Regions from separate parts of the Homo sapiens genome. Here regions 1 and 3 are each linked to region 2. A link is a contact called in ENCODE Hi-C or POLR2A ChIA-PET data. All regions are on one chromosome and are shown on one strand. Each heading gives the region's core, a stretch centred on a gene start or an enhancer-like site at or near the end of the contact. The rest is flanking DNA. Distances are from core to core; before and after follow the strand shown. Region 1 overlaps LOC107987087 (a long non-coding RNA gene). Region 2 has its middle 500 kb from the start of SPATA31D1. Region 3 overlaps LOC107987087 (a long non-coding RNA gene).

The links. Hi-C counts contacts between places; a loop is a spot of excess contacts on that map. ChIA-PET counts read pairs that join two places held with the same protein, here RNA polymerase II (POLR2A). Pooled maps may share reads with other maps.
Region 1: a loop to region 2 is called in a map of HepG2, with 4 times the contacts of the local background. The contact joins two enhancer-like sites. A Hi-C loop is called at or near these places in 4 of 168 maps with a recorded cell type or tissue (HepG2, heart left ventricle, heart right ventricle and 1 more) and 7 of 50 pooled maps.
Region 3: a loop to region 2 is called in a map of heart right ventricle, with 2.0 times the contacts of the local background. The contact joins two enhancer-like sites. A Hi-C loop is called at or near these places in 3 of 168 maps with a recorded cell type or tissue (heart left ventricle and heart right ventricle) and 7 of 50 pooled maps. POLR2A ChIA-PET finds 5 or more read pairs at or near these places in 1 of 52 experiments (PC-9).

What each region holds. Positions count from the first base shown.
Region 1 is chr9:82,603,745-82,607,768 of GRCh38, forward strand. The region is part of intron 2 of LOC107987087 (a long non-coding RNA gene); the gene reads left to right. Among named protein-coding and RNA genes, the nearest start is that of RASEF, 460 kb to the right of the region's middle. Within about 2 kb of position 1,372, at least 4 of the 41 ENCODE cell types and tissues checked have a DNase peak (open chromatin) inside an H3K27ac peak, as active enhancers do.
Region 2 is chr9:82,486,674-82,491,170 of GRCh38, forward strand. No RefSeq gene overlaps it. Among named protein-coding and RNA genes, the nearest start is that of SPATA31D1, 500 kb to the left of the region's middle. Within about 2 kb of position 2,283, at least 9 of the 41 ENCODE cell types and tissues checked have a DNase peak (open chromatin) inside an H3K27ac peak, as active enhancers do.
Region 3 is chr9:82,558,618-82,563,049 of GRCh38, forward strand. The region is part of intron 2 of LOC107987087 (a long non-coding RNA gene); the gene reads left to right. It overlaps LOC105376110 (a long non-coding RNA gene), which reads right to left. Exons shown (of 5, transcript XR_001746780.2): 2 at 4,253-4,432; 3 at 3,577-3,752. Among named protein-coding and RNA genes, the nearest start is that of RASEF, 500 kb to the right of the region's middle. Within about 2 kb of position 1,899, at least 3 of the 41 ENCODE cell types and tissues checked have a DNase peak (open chromatin) inside an H3K27ac peak, as active enhancers do.

The sequences.
Region 1 (4,024 bases), core at 122-2,621, 120 kb after region 2:
ACCCCAAAAATGTAGAAAATGCCAACCCCATTAGCAGGTGCACTGTAGGGGCTCCATGATCGTAAGTTCTCTTATTCCCTCTCCTGATATTCTTTTAAGCTATGGGTTGTTATTTTTAAAACGTCTCTAGATTTCCCAAACTTCAACCTTGGCAGTCACATTCAATAATTAAAATTTTCCCATAACTGACACAAAGACACAATTATATTAAACATTAAATATTAACTTGGTTGCCTTCAAAAAACTATACAGTCTACAAAGATGATCCTAACCTCTCCATTGTATACTTTATATATACTTCATGTACAGTATTCTATTCTGGTTATCAGATTATCATGGAGACATGAGTAAACATAAGTCTGTACAGGGGTTAATGACAAGACAATGAAGGAATTTCAAGCTTTGCAAATAGAGTCAGTTGAAAGAACTATGTATGTTTAGCCTAAATAAAAAGGAAAACATTGCTTTTTATAATTTAAAATCTATCATGTGGTAGACACATTTGACTTATCCTGAATGTCTCCAAGTAATATATTCAAGACTAGGTAATAGAAGTCATAGGGTGATAAAATGTGGCTCAATTTAGGGAAGAACTTTCTAATGCTCAAATACTCCTCATCAAGCTTAGAGCAAACAATCTGATAGGCCTTACTGAGATATATTCAACATCACCTAATTGGCTGGATGGATGCATAGAAAAGTCCATTGCAGCACTGATATTCTGCGATTCTATGATATCTAATAGAAGCTAGATTTGGGGTATTTTTTGTTTTGTTTTTATTTTGTCTAACAAAATAAAATCTATTTTTCAGTCTAACAAATGATTCATGGAAAATATCAAGTAAGTCATTCTGTGAAATTTTTGCACCTCAAATTGTGTATGTAATATCCCATTATTCATATACATATAGAAACATGTTGGTGACTAATATTCACTTCTCAATATTTGTATGATAAATGAAGTCCAAAAATACTCTTGATATTAATTGACAGCCTTTGTAAATACCCCCATCAGTTTGGAATAGAAGCAGGACCCTTGCAAAGATCAGAAGGCAATGTCCTACAGTGAGAAAATTGATACCATGAAACAGCAATTCTCTTTGAAGCTCAGAGAAGAGGTCCACAGAGGAAATTTAAACACACAAAAGCCAAGATTTGCCAACTATGGGGAAAAATGTCAGCATCTGAAACTATTTCAAGCAGCAGTCTAATTTCTAGCAGTGGTAAATTGTCAAGACTGGACTGAAGAGGACCAGTGAAGTGGTGCTTTCCTCCCCTAAATCTCGTGTCTTAAACAACTCTCATAGCAACTGGTTAGTAGGGTCAGAGGACCCAAGAAGCCAAAGGGCATTTGTCTCAGCATCTGTGGAGTTCACAGCACATGTTATCCTTGGACATTACCCAGTGGCCTGGTGTGGACAGAATCCACTGGGCTTAGTTTCATAGAGATAAGCAAACACTAACAGCAACTGAAAGTAAACTTCAGAAACACATTTTTATAAAGGAGCCTGTGAGTCTGAGATTACACTTATAAAATCATCTGTACAAACACTCCTGGGACCACTCCTCCCTCCAGCCAAGTCATATGTATATGTATACACACAAGCCTCTTGAATTTTTATTTACATAACATAAAATTAATCATTTTAAAGCGAACAATTCAGTGGCATTTAATACACACACAATGTTGAACAACCACTGCATTTATTTAGCTACAAAAGAATTTCATCACACCAAAAGGAAACCTCATACACGTAAGCATTCACTCCTCTCCCTGCCTTCCCCAACCTGTAACAACCACCAATCTGCTTTCTGTCTGTAGGGATTTTCCTATTCTTGATATTTTATATAAATGAAATACAATTGGAGAAGTGGTCTTTTTCCACTTAGACAATTTTTTTTAAAGATTAAAAAACAGTTTATATATTTTTTACTATACTTTATTTTGGGGTCCAAATTTCCTTATTTGGGATGTTAAAAACTACACTGTCTGTTTGTACAGCTCTCCACAAAGTACCTTTACTCCCTTCTTGTACTTTGATCATTACAGCTATTTTACAAAGCAGGCAGGGACAACCTTATTATCACCATTTTACAGGTGAGAATATTGAGGCAAAGTGATGTGCTCCAGCAGCCCCACAGCAAAGTTACACAATGGTCTCTGGTCCCCTCATTCCACTGTCTTTTCTGCAGCACCACACAGGTTCCTATCTGAGCTCTTACTAATGCATCTAGCCAAGCCTTCTCACACTCAGAAGATACACTCAGAAGATATTCTAATATAGCCTAGGTTCTGTATTTTATTTTTAATTTCAAGAGCATATTTTAAATGAACAAACTAAATGGAAATAGCTTTTGGATGTATCATTACAATTTGCACTTAATAGAGAGCTGTTTTGACACATAACAGTTACATATGACTGGAAGTAAACTGTGCACACAAGACCAAGTGCACACTATTCCAAGTCCAAATCTCCTCTTGGAGTCAGTTGGAAGTCTGCTCAGCTGCCAAGTCTTCAGGTCTTGCGTGGTGTCTGGAGCTTGGCTTTTCTATCTGTACAGTAAAAAGTTGGACAGAAATGACCCTTAAGGTCTCTTCCAGATCAAGATTTTACAATGTTTAGCTAAGCACCAGCTCAAACTCAACACTGAACTCATGTGCTTCATCCACACAAGGTGAATACAACTATTTGAAAGATGAGTCAGTCAAAAGGTTTCTTTCATTATCAATGCCAACAGCCATTCCATTTTGCTGAAAATTTTCAGGACATCGTGAATGTTCTTTATGAAACTCACTATCCCATCTAGATTTTATTGACTAAATATTTTGTATGTAAATAGACAATGCATAAAAAGGCCCTAGTAATTTGGTGATGGCCACATTCTTGCCTTTCTGGTATTAGGCAACATTTCAGACGAGGAGCTCATTCCATGGTAGAGCTGTTCATATTCATCGCTCTTGAATTGTATGCAGTCAAATTAGAAGGACTGCCAAACAGCATTTTTAGCATGTTCATAGACATGTGTTTCCAACCTGGTGCTTAAGCCCAATCATTAACTTGCCATCAACCAAAAATTAATATCTGAATCTTGTTATGCCCCCTCTATAGATTTTCCTGGGTTAGGTTTTATTTTTAGCGGTAGCTTCTGCAATTCACCCAGGATAGGGGAGTAGTCAGATTTAGCAGGGCTAGACTGCCATCTAGAGACCAGAATTTGAGTTCCAACGTCTTGCTCCTCAGTGAGCTTGCTCTTTAACAAAAGCAGCAAACTGCCAAATGAAGCTTGAGTTTGCTTGGGCAAGGTGGGAGATGCACCCCGAATCTAGAGATCATCAAGAGCAAGGAGCTTGTGGTGGCCCAGCTCTGAAAGCCTTCCAGTCACTGAAGGTTAGGTGGGACCTTAATGACAATGAGTAGATAGAACCCTGCCCCCTGGCTCAGGAGTGAGCTCTTAAACTTTGTCTTATAAGCAGAACCCCATTTGCTGGAAGTGGAAACTGCACTCCATGGCAGTTAGAATTTTTACCCAGAAAGGAAGGAGTTCTTCTCTAGAGCTGAGAAGGCTAAAAATGTCTTTCATTTTATGTGAGAATCCAGTATCCATATTTCTCATGAAACTCGAATCTGCCTTTCATTTTTCTGCTTGAGCCTAACTTAAGTTTATATATCCTGGCCACATTTAATACCATCTTCTGCTTTTTGTGACTGCAGTTTAAAAGGACCAGTGGTCTCTAAGTATTTGAAATTTGGATGGGAAGATACTGTTTCTAGTGTTTCCATTGAAGGTGCATAGTTTGGAAATCCCTCTCCTTGTCTTTTTTCCCAAAACTGTCCTTCAGGGCCTCATGCTAAGCCCATCTGTTCCATCAGACAGTCCTTTGATGGATGTGAAAAGGCTGACTGGAGAGGTGCAGAGCTGAGACTGAAGTGGCTGAGATTTATTAATTCATGTCCATTTGGTAACTGTGTCCATAAGTTCTGCCATGGGAATGGTTTAGAAATCAAAAATAGCAACTATTATT
Region 2 (4,497 bases), core at 1,033-3,532:
AGATCCCATGACTCCACACTTGAAAGAATGCTTTTAGATGTGCTTTCCATAATTGCTGCTCCTGAAAGCAATGTAGGTAAGAGTTCTACAGTCACCTTCAGACATTTTGGATGCATTAGAGAAAACGGTAACGGCTTCTACAATTTACCTAGCAACCACTCCTTTCAGGAGCTTTCTTTGAGAGCCAAGTTACTTATGTGATTTCCAGCCAATTTACTTCCAGCCAGTTTACTGACATTGTTCAAGTCATCATACACGAAGGGTTATTATGATTTCTTACCTAGGAAAGGTATAAATATATTTCAATGTGCCAGCTTCTCTCAATGTGAAATATTCATCCTGGTTTATGTATATTTGGAAATTGTGAAAAATGTTTTTGGACAAATTAATTTAATTGAAGCTGATATTTATTACTCTTATGGTTATAGGAGTTCAATGTAACTTCTTAAAAGTTTCCTGCTTATAAAAAAAGCATGCTTAACTATAGGGGGTATTTGTTTCATTGAGTAACAGAATTCTGTAAGACTTGATAGCCACAGAAGAGAACTTATAATAGAAAGTGATTGTTGGAAAGTGACTACATCCATATACACATGCATGCACACATGTGTTTATGTGTAGGAGTGTCCATGTGTATATAGATGTATACACATAACTACATATACATATGCACTTGGAGGAACCATTTGAACTTTGTAAAAGGTAATGGATATAAAATGCCCCTAGATAAATAAATTTACACATTATCGTAGGCATAAACACATGCACTCATATGTCTAAAGATGCACACAAATGCTTCTTTCTCCCAAGAATAGTCAGGAAAAATTGAATGTAAAATGAATTTTCAAATTGGTTTTAATTAACTGGATGAGCCAATATTTAATTGAATAGCTTTTATTGAAAAGTTAAGACTCTTTGGACAATTAATATGATTTACAAAATAAAAGTATATGTTTAGTCTTCTCGAAGTAAGGTACCATTAAATATGTATATATATATATATATATATATATATATATATATATATATATATATATATAAAACATTTGTTCCATCAAAGTCAGTCAGTTGCAAATATTTATTTAGCACCTACTATGTCCCTAACACTTTTCCAGGTGTTGGAGAATCTGTGTGTATATGTGTGTGTGTGTCTGTGTGTGTGTGTGTGCAGACAGAGAATGAAGGTATGAAATTGTAACAACAAACTTATTGAAACAAAAATTCTGTGGTCTCCCAGCAGCCTGTCTGTCCTTGGGAGGCTGTTAACTGCATATGGAACTGAGCTCTCCTGGGCACTATTAGCACATAGTCTGTCCTTAATCTCAGCCTTTTAATCTAGAGCAGACTTTTACGTTTGATTCCCATATGCAAATTCAAGCCCATATCCAGATAATCCAATATATTCATTTTAAAGTCCACTCTGCAACTTCAAAGTCAACAACACATTGAGAACATTATTCCAAACAAAAATATACATATTCAGATCTTTAAACTTTTTACTATGACTTGTAGGCTGCGTAGAAAAACTAAGAAGGTAGCAATCACTTCTCTGGGAGTTCAGAATAGTATGCTTTCTAAAATCCTTCAACAGTTAAGTAATACCAAGAAATTGGCTCCCTCAAGCAATAAGTTACTCTGATATTCACCAAAATATAACAACAAACTGGCTGTCAAGTTTGGCAACCATTTGAAAAGAGGCGGGCCTCCTCTCTGAACTCTGAATGGAAACATTATTTTTCCTCCTGTAGAAGCCATCATCACTCTTTCACTAGAAGGAAGGTTACAGCATCTTTCACAAAAGATTTGCCTGCTTGTAATTACTGCCTGCAGCGTACAGACAAATGCAATTTTTAAAATGCTAACTGTGTTATACTTACACTCAAGGGATCCCCGGGTACAAATGTAACGCGGCCTCACCAGTTTGTCTTAGTGAGACCTTACAGTGCTGATTGAAAACAGCTGAACTAAATCAACAGTTACCTTGAGCCAGGGGCCTTTGGAGAGCAATTAGAGTCAAGGCTTGGGTTTTGAACCCAATATGCTCTGTCAGTCTCAATGATTTGTGTTTGTTGTACTCAGTCTCATTTCCTGCATGAAATATGAGGCTGTATAAAGAGAAAAAATTCCCAAGATTAAAAAATATTTGACCTCAGTGCATTTGTGAGCAGAGAAGTACACATGTCTAAATGACCATTTGGGTTTGTAGTACAAAGTTCTATTGATGTTGGCAGCCCAAGCTTCCCAGTCTCAAAGCCACATGAATGGTTTCGAGTTTCAGCCAAAAAATGTTTTCCACATGCTTTAGTGTGGGCCAATTTACACAGTAGATTTCGTGGATACTGTGGCCAAGTGCTTCATAAAGGGCTGCCTTCTCTGGGATCAGGGAAACCACAACAGACACATTGCTAATGCAATCTAATTATCTGCTTGAATATTTTTCCAGATGTATCCAATGTCTAAAAATACTGCAATAAAAAAGGTATTATTTGACTCCCTCGACTGAAACAGTGGCATAAAGAACCTGTTTGTCTAGAGGGAAAGTTATGACATTGTACTTCTATGACTGCATTTAAATCAGTCAGTCGAAACAGTACCCACAGGGCAGGCTGTACTTTCTGTTTGAATGAGTCTTCCAAACCAAGACCTTTAGTTAGCATAAGAGATCATTCCTTTATATAAAGGGATGACCCTCTCACTTAGAAGTTAATTCCTCTCATTTGTGGTTTCCTAATTTGATTGAGGTTGGTTAGTGTAACTCATGACAAAGATCCCATGCTTTTCCCACTCAGCTCATTGTATGCCTCACACAACAGGAGAGCAGGCCATTTCCTTCCTGCCAGGGGAAAAATTCTTTCGACTAATAAGTTGAGATTTTTACCCTGTCCCCATAGAAATACTGGCTGTTCTGAAGGTCTTAATGTTTCGCTTTTGTTTTCCTTCAACAGAATTTATTTTTGTATAGCAAGTCCCATACTTCAGCCTAGTTTCCTTTGTGTCACTTGGATTTCAGCTAGTCCAGCAGATACATGATGTTATGCCAGGTTATTGTTCAAGCTGTTGGCAATGACGCTCATTCCTAATACATCCAACTGCCTAGGAGAATACAAGCACATGCCGTAGGAATTTGTTGAATTAAGTTGAGAGGCCAATTTTACCAACCTGTGTCTTTACACACACTTTTAACAAAGATTCTAGAATGAATTGTAAAGTTCCAAATAAATGGGCAACACACATACACACACACACTTTTTCAAGAAACTGAAAAACTTAAGACAATTTTTTACCTTACTCTTTTTCTTTCCAGTCCTCCTTCTAGCAGCAAGGATTAGGAGCACAGGGATGCATTCTGTATTACACCTTTTAGGAAGCAATAAATCAGAGGCAAGACATCACCTTCATTGCTTTAATTGGTCTCAGTCATAACCACAAAACCACTGTGCCAGCTTCCCTAATTCCCATATAGCACCGCTGGAGTGAGCAGAGCTCTCCAACACACAGATACCTTTAAATAGTTATGCACTGAAGTTGTGGCTGAAACTAAAGAAAAAGGCAGCAGAGTGCCAAGAACTTCACGTGAGCTAATGATGAGCAAACGAGTCCCCCCAGGCTCCTTCATTCCATTCTCCTTAATTGAGCTATTCTCCTTGCAAGAAGAGTTTTTGCTGATTGATTTGACTCTATTGTTTCTTGTGAAATCCAGAAACCTTACCCTCATTCACTCTACTGTTGTTTCTTTTTTTCCCAGCTGGGATATGGTTTCAAAATATGTTCCTAGTTCGCTAAAAGACATCCCTAGGGAATGAGGTCACTTGGGTTTTTCAATTAGAAAAAAAAATAAACAGTTTTATTCTTCTGGCAATCCTTTTTTCATTGTATGACCCCTCCTAATAGCAATGTTCCATTATCTTATTTCCATGTAGCATCAGAATGTTCTCAGGAAAGGGGGACAGATAAGAGATGTAATGAGATGCTAGTCACTTTGGCAAACAGCATATTCTATCTAAAAGTGGGTTGTGGCCGGGCCCGGTGGCTCACACCTGTAATCCTAGCACTTTGGAAGGCCGAGGCAGGTGGATCTCTTGAGGTCAGGAGTTCGAAACCAGCCTGGCCAACATGGTGAAACCCCGTCTCTACTAAAAATACAAAAACATTAGCCAGGTGTGGTGGTGGGCGCCTGTAATCCCAGCTACTCAGGAGGTTGAGGCAGGAGAATTGCTTGAACCCGGGAGGCAGAGGTTGCAGTGAGTCAAGATCACACTACTGTACTCCAGCCTGGCGATAGAGCAAGACTCCATCTGAAAAAGAAAAAATAATAAAATAAAAGTGAGTTGTGTTTCAAATATGTATTTATGATCCAGTTTTTTGGAATTCAGTTTGTGATTTCTGGTAGAAGGAATGTTATAAATGGGGGATATGATAGGTTCTCACAAAAACTTTTTTTTTTCTTTTTTTTGAGACAGAGTTTCACTCTTATTCCCCAGGCTGGAGTGCAATGGC
Region 3 (4,432 bases), core at 649-3,148, 72 kb after region 2:
TTCTGCCTCAAATTATTTTTTTGTCTGTGACTATCACAGTGAGAAGGGAAAATTCCTGCATCCATATCCACTTAACTTAAGAATCTCACCATCACACTTAATGTGTTGTTTCTAATTCCCTCACATAGAAGCATCTGGAGCTAAAGAATTGTCCTAAGGCTCAGTTCCACTGGAAAAGTGTGTTTCTACCCCAGATGAGACTTAAACCCAGAATGTTTAGTTCAGCATCCCAGAGTTTAATCCATTTGGGCCTTAGGACCCCAGGACCCTCCAAAACCATGCATTGAGAAAACACAGACAGCTATCTAAAGTCAGGGCAAATCAATGGGGCAGTGGCTTGGAACGAGTTTCCTGTTGGAGCTCTGGCACTAGCACGTGCTCTCAGTAACAAAATCACAGGTCATCCCTAGGCAACGGATTAGCTGGTCAGTGAACTGAACTTTGTTTCATCACCGAGTTTTATCTGAAATGTCAAGGAAGAAAAAGTCACAGAGAAAGAAGGAGGCAGGGCAGGGAGAGAGAGAGAAAAATGGTTTCTAAGAGCTCTCAATATTAACTTACTAAGGGGTGCATCCTATGTAAATTATCTACTTTCTAATTTAAAAAAATAACTTGACTGAAAATAAGCACTGGGTTAATTACAATTTTGCTGCTTTGACCACATCACTGAGGTCTAAATGACAGAAAAAAAGTAAAGTGGATCTTCTAACCACAGAATGCCTTCCATTTGCAAGTCTTCGCCACAGAAGCAGCCATAATGCTAATATTTATGGGAGCTTACTGGGTGCCTTCTGTTCCCTGAGTTAGTCATCCCCACGTGATTACTTTAAACAGGAAAGCCCAAAGCACCAATCTTTGAATGGTTTCAGGGTCAGTGTCACTTTGGCAACATTGTTCTTTGGTATTTTGCTCTAGATTTAGAGCTAAAGAACCTTTCTTACGTATCTCACGTGTGTGTGCATTCATTACCTCCTGCGAATGCTTATGTGTGATATATAAGGAAGTGTATGCAAGTACATGTGCCTGAAGTAGGGGTAAATACTGCACTTGATTTATTTAGGGGGTCAATTCCCTTCCTTCTTCCTTTCAGTGGTTCTCTTCTCCACCTTATTTCAGAAGGGGAAAAGGAGGGATGAAGAAAGAGAAAGGACGAGGAAAAGAAAATGAAGAAGAATGAAAAGAGGGGGGAGAGGAGAGAAAATGGTGTGTACGAGCAAATAAGGGAGCAGGATTTAGAAAGGAAGAAATGGAGGAGGGGCTTTGGGAATCCCAGCTTTCCTCTGCCTTATCTGTTCTTTCTTCTCTTTCCTGCAATTCTGCAATTCCCAGGCTGCCAGACCCGTCCCCCAGGCCTCTCCCATCCATTTCCCAACCTGTGCATGCTGAAGTCTCATACCTCTGGGTATGACCCCCAGCATTCCAGCTAACATCAGAAATTCTAAAAAACTTTTTGTTCCCATCATTAAGATAGAACCAAGAGGCTACTTAAAGAAAACACAAAAGGCTATAAGGAATTTCCGACACTCCAATTCTTTACAACCACACATGATGAGTGCACAGCTCCTTTCCTCCCTCCTAAGCTGCAGAGACCTATTTAAATATATGCAGAAGAATGCCAGCAGCCCTCCTTAAACTGAGGGCAAAACTGCCCATTACATGGCACCCCATTATGCATTCCATTCTTTGCAGGGTTTTATTTTGAGGATGTACATTGCTGGGTAAAGAGGGGCCTTTAGGGTAGAGTATATTTCAAAACACAATTAAAATAAACTCTTCAAGTGGAAATGTAAAATGCATTTGTATTCTATTAAAGCCTTTGGCTTATCAACTGCAGAGTGCTCCTTTACAAGGTCATTAGTAACCAGCATCACACAGTGGCCAACAGGCATCAGCTGCACAAAAACAGACAGGGGCCCAAACACCACAATCACTTCCTGTACCTGTTCTTGTTTGCTTGCTGAGCCCTCGAAATTGGGAGTTGCTGAAATACATAAAAGCGTAACAGCTTGAGTCAATATTTGCCGGCCTAAGCGAGTGATTTTGTTTAGTGAGGTGACTGAACCCCTTGAATAAATACATCTCCTTGTATGTAGGAGAACAACCCCAGGCAGGCCCTTCGAGGAGGGCTAAGGGCAGAACTAGAACTGCCCTTGGGGTGGAACTTGGGGTGGGGGGCAGCGGCGCTGAGTCTTCCAAGGATCTTGCTCTGGTTCTTTCCCTGCAATTCTCTGCATCTAGCTGCACTCTCCTGCTTCTAGACGAAAGGTTCGCATCATCATCACCTGGGAGGCTTGATCAAAAGCTGATGGCTGGGCACAGAGCTCTGATTCAGGAAGTAGGGGGTGGGCCTAAGAATCTGCATTTTTACAAGTTCCTAGGTAATGCTGATGCTGTGGGTTTGGGGAACACACTTTGAGAACCACTGGTCTAGACCAGCTCTGTCCAATACAAACTTAATGTGAGCCACATGTGACTTGAAATTTTCTAGTAGCCATGAAAAAAGCAAAAGGAGGCCGGGTGCAGTGGCTCATGCCTGTAATCCCAGCACTTTGGGAGGCCGAGGTGGGCAGATCACGAGGTCAGGAGATCGAGACCATCCTGGCTAACACGGTGAAACCCCATCTCTACTAAAAATACAAAAAAATTAGCCGGGCATGGTGGCAAGCGCCTGTAGTCCCAGCTACTCGGAAAGCTGAGGCAGGAGAATGGCGGGAAGCTGAGGCAGGAGAATGGCATGAACCTGGGAGGTGGAGCTTGCAATGAGCTGAGATCACACCACTGCACTCCAGCCTGGGCGACTGAGCGAGACTGTCTTAAAAAAAAAAAAAAAAGCAAAAGGAAGCTAATGAATTTAAGTTTAACAACCTATCCAACATAATTTTATAATGAAATCAATATGAAAATTGAGATATTTCACATTTTTTTTCTTTTCTTTTTGGTACTAAGTCTTCAAATTCCAGTGTATATTTTACACTAACAGCACATCTCAGTTCAGATCAGCTGCATTTCAAGAGCTCAATAACTGTCTGCCTAGTGGCTACTGGATTGCATGGTGTAGTTCTTTCTAGATCATTCTCTGAGCATTCCAGGAGCTAGAAATTCTCAGCCCTAAAAACATAGGCCTGCTTCCAGGGCCTGGGCATCCCACAGGATATACCAGGCTGTGGGAGTGAGTGCACATCCCCAGGCTCAAGGGTTGCCCTGATGGTGGTTGACAGTTGAGAGGGTGAGGGGTTTGGGAATGAACTTGGACAAAAGGGCTGGGGTGTCCATAGGCATGAAGACATGGGCCCTTGAGGTGTAGAATAGAGTCTGGGTGGGGAGAAAAATGGGGCAACCTGAGCTGTGTGTGTGTATATATATAGAGAGAGAGAGACAGAGAGAAAGAGAGAGAGAGAGAGAGGGAGAAGTGAGAGCAAGAGAAAGAGAGAGAGAAGGAGAAGTGAGAGCCAGATAGGTGAGGTGCTTCCATTTATTCCATTCCAGGCTCAGCTACAGAAAAATCCATTCCCCCTAACACACCCTTAATGGATTTTGCAGAAAGTTCCCCTTATTGCTGCATTCACCACGTCTCACCTGTCTTCAGGGCACTTAGCTTTTGGGTTTGGAGCTATCCCAGGGCACTGCTCATAAAAGGAGACACCTCACTTTGCTGCAGGCCTCTCCTTCCAGGCTTTTTTCTTTCTTTTACGAGTGGCTTGGAGTCTGACTTGAAGGAGCGATCATAAAGAGAATGATTGCTTTTACGCTGGCTGCAATGAGAAAAGGATTCTGTGAGGAGGGAGTTATACATGGAAATCAATACCAGCATTGGAAAGCATCCCCTTTTGCCTATATAAGTGCTACCCACAGGGTCAATAGCTGGAATTAACCTGGACCCTTTCATTATTATTGTTATTTTTAATAAAGCTGCTTTACGATAGACTCTGATATGAGCTCCCAGGCTGCAGCTGCACCGATGTAAAGGGAGTGAAAAAATAGTTTTATATAAAAGTTATCTTTTGTCCCAGTGGGTACCACTCCCCAGTCCCACCTCCCTCCCCGTCTCAGTCTCTATAGACTCAGAGGGGGAGAGTGAAATTCAGCTTTTTATAAACATAAGCAGAGACCAACATAAAAAAGAATGTGCTCATTGCTCTGATTTTATACATTGTGTAATTTGTAATGCACAATAATAGAAATTAGTTTTTGTAGGTATGGCTGTATTAAATGCTGACTACATGCCGGACCCTATCTTTGGTACTGTACTGACCTCATTTAATTCTTTCGACAATCCTTTATGATGAATCAATGGACATCCAGGATGGACAAATGTGTCAGGGAAGGTAATAAGTAGTTGAGAGGCTATGTGCTACCAGGCTTTTTGACTCCCAGACCTATGCTGTTTGCTGGATCAGAAAAATTGACTTGATGGGTTCTTCTTCTTTGTTAA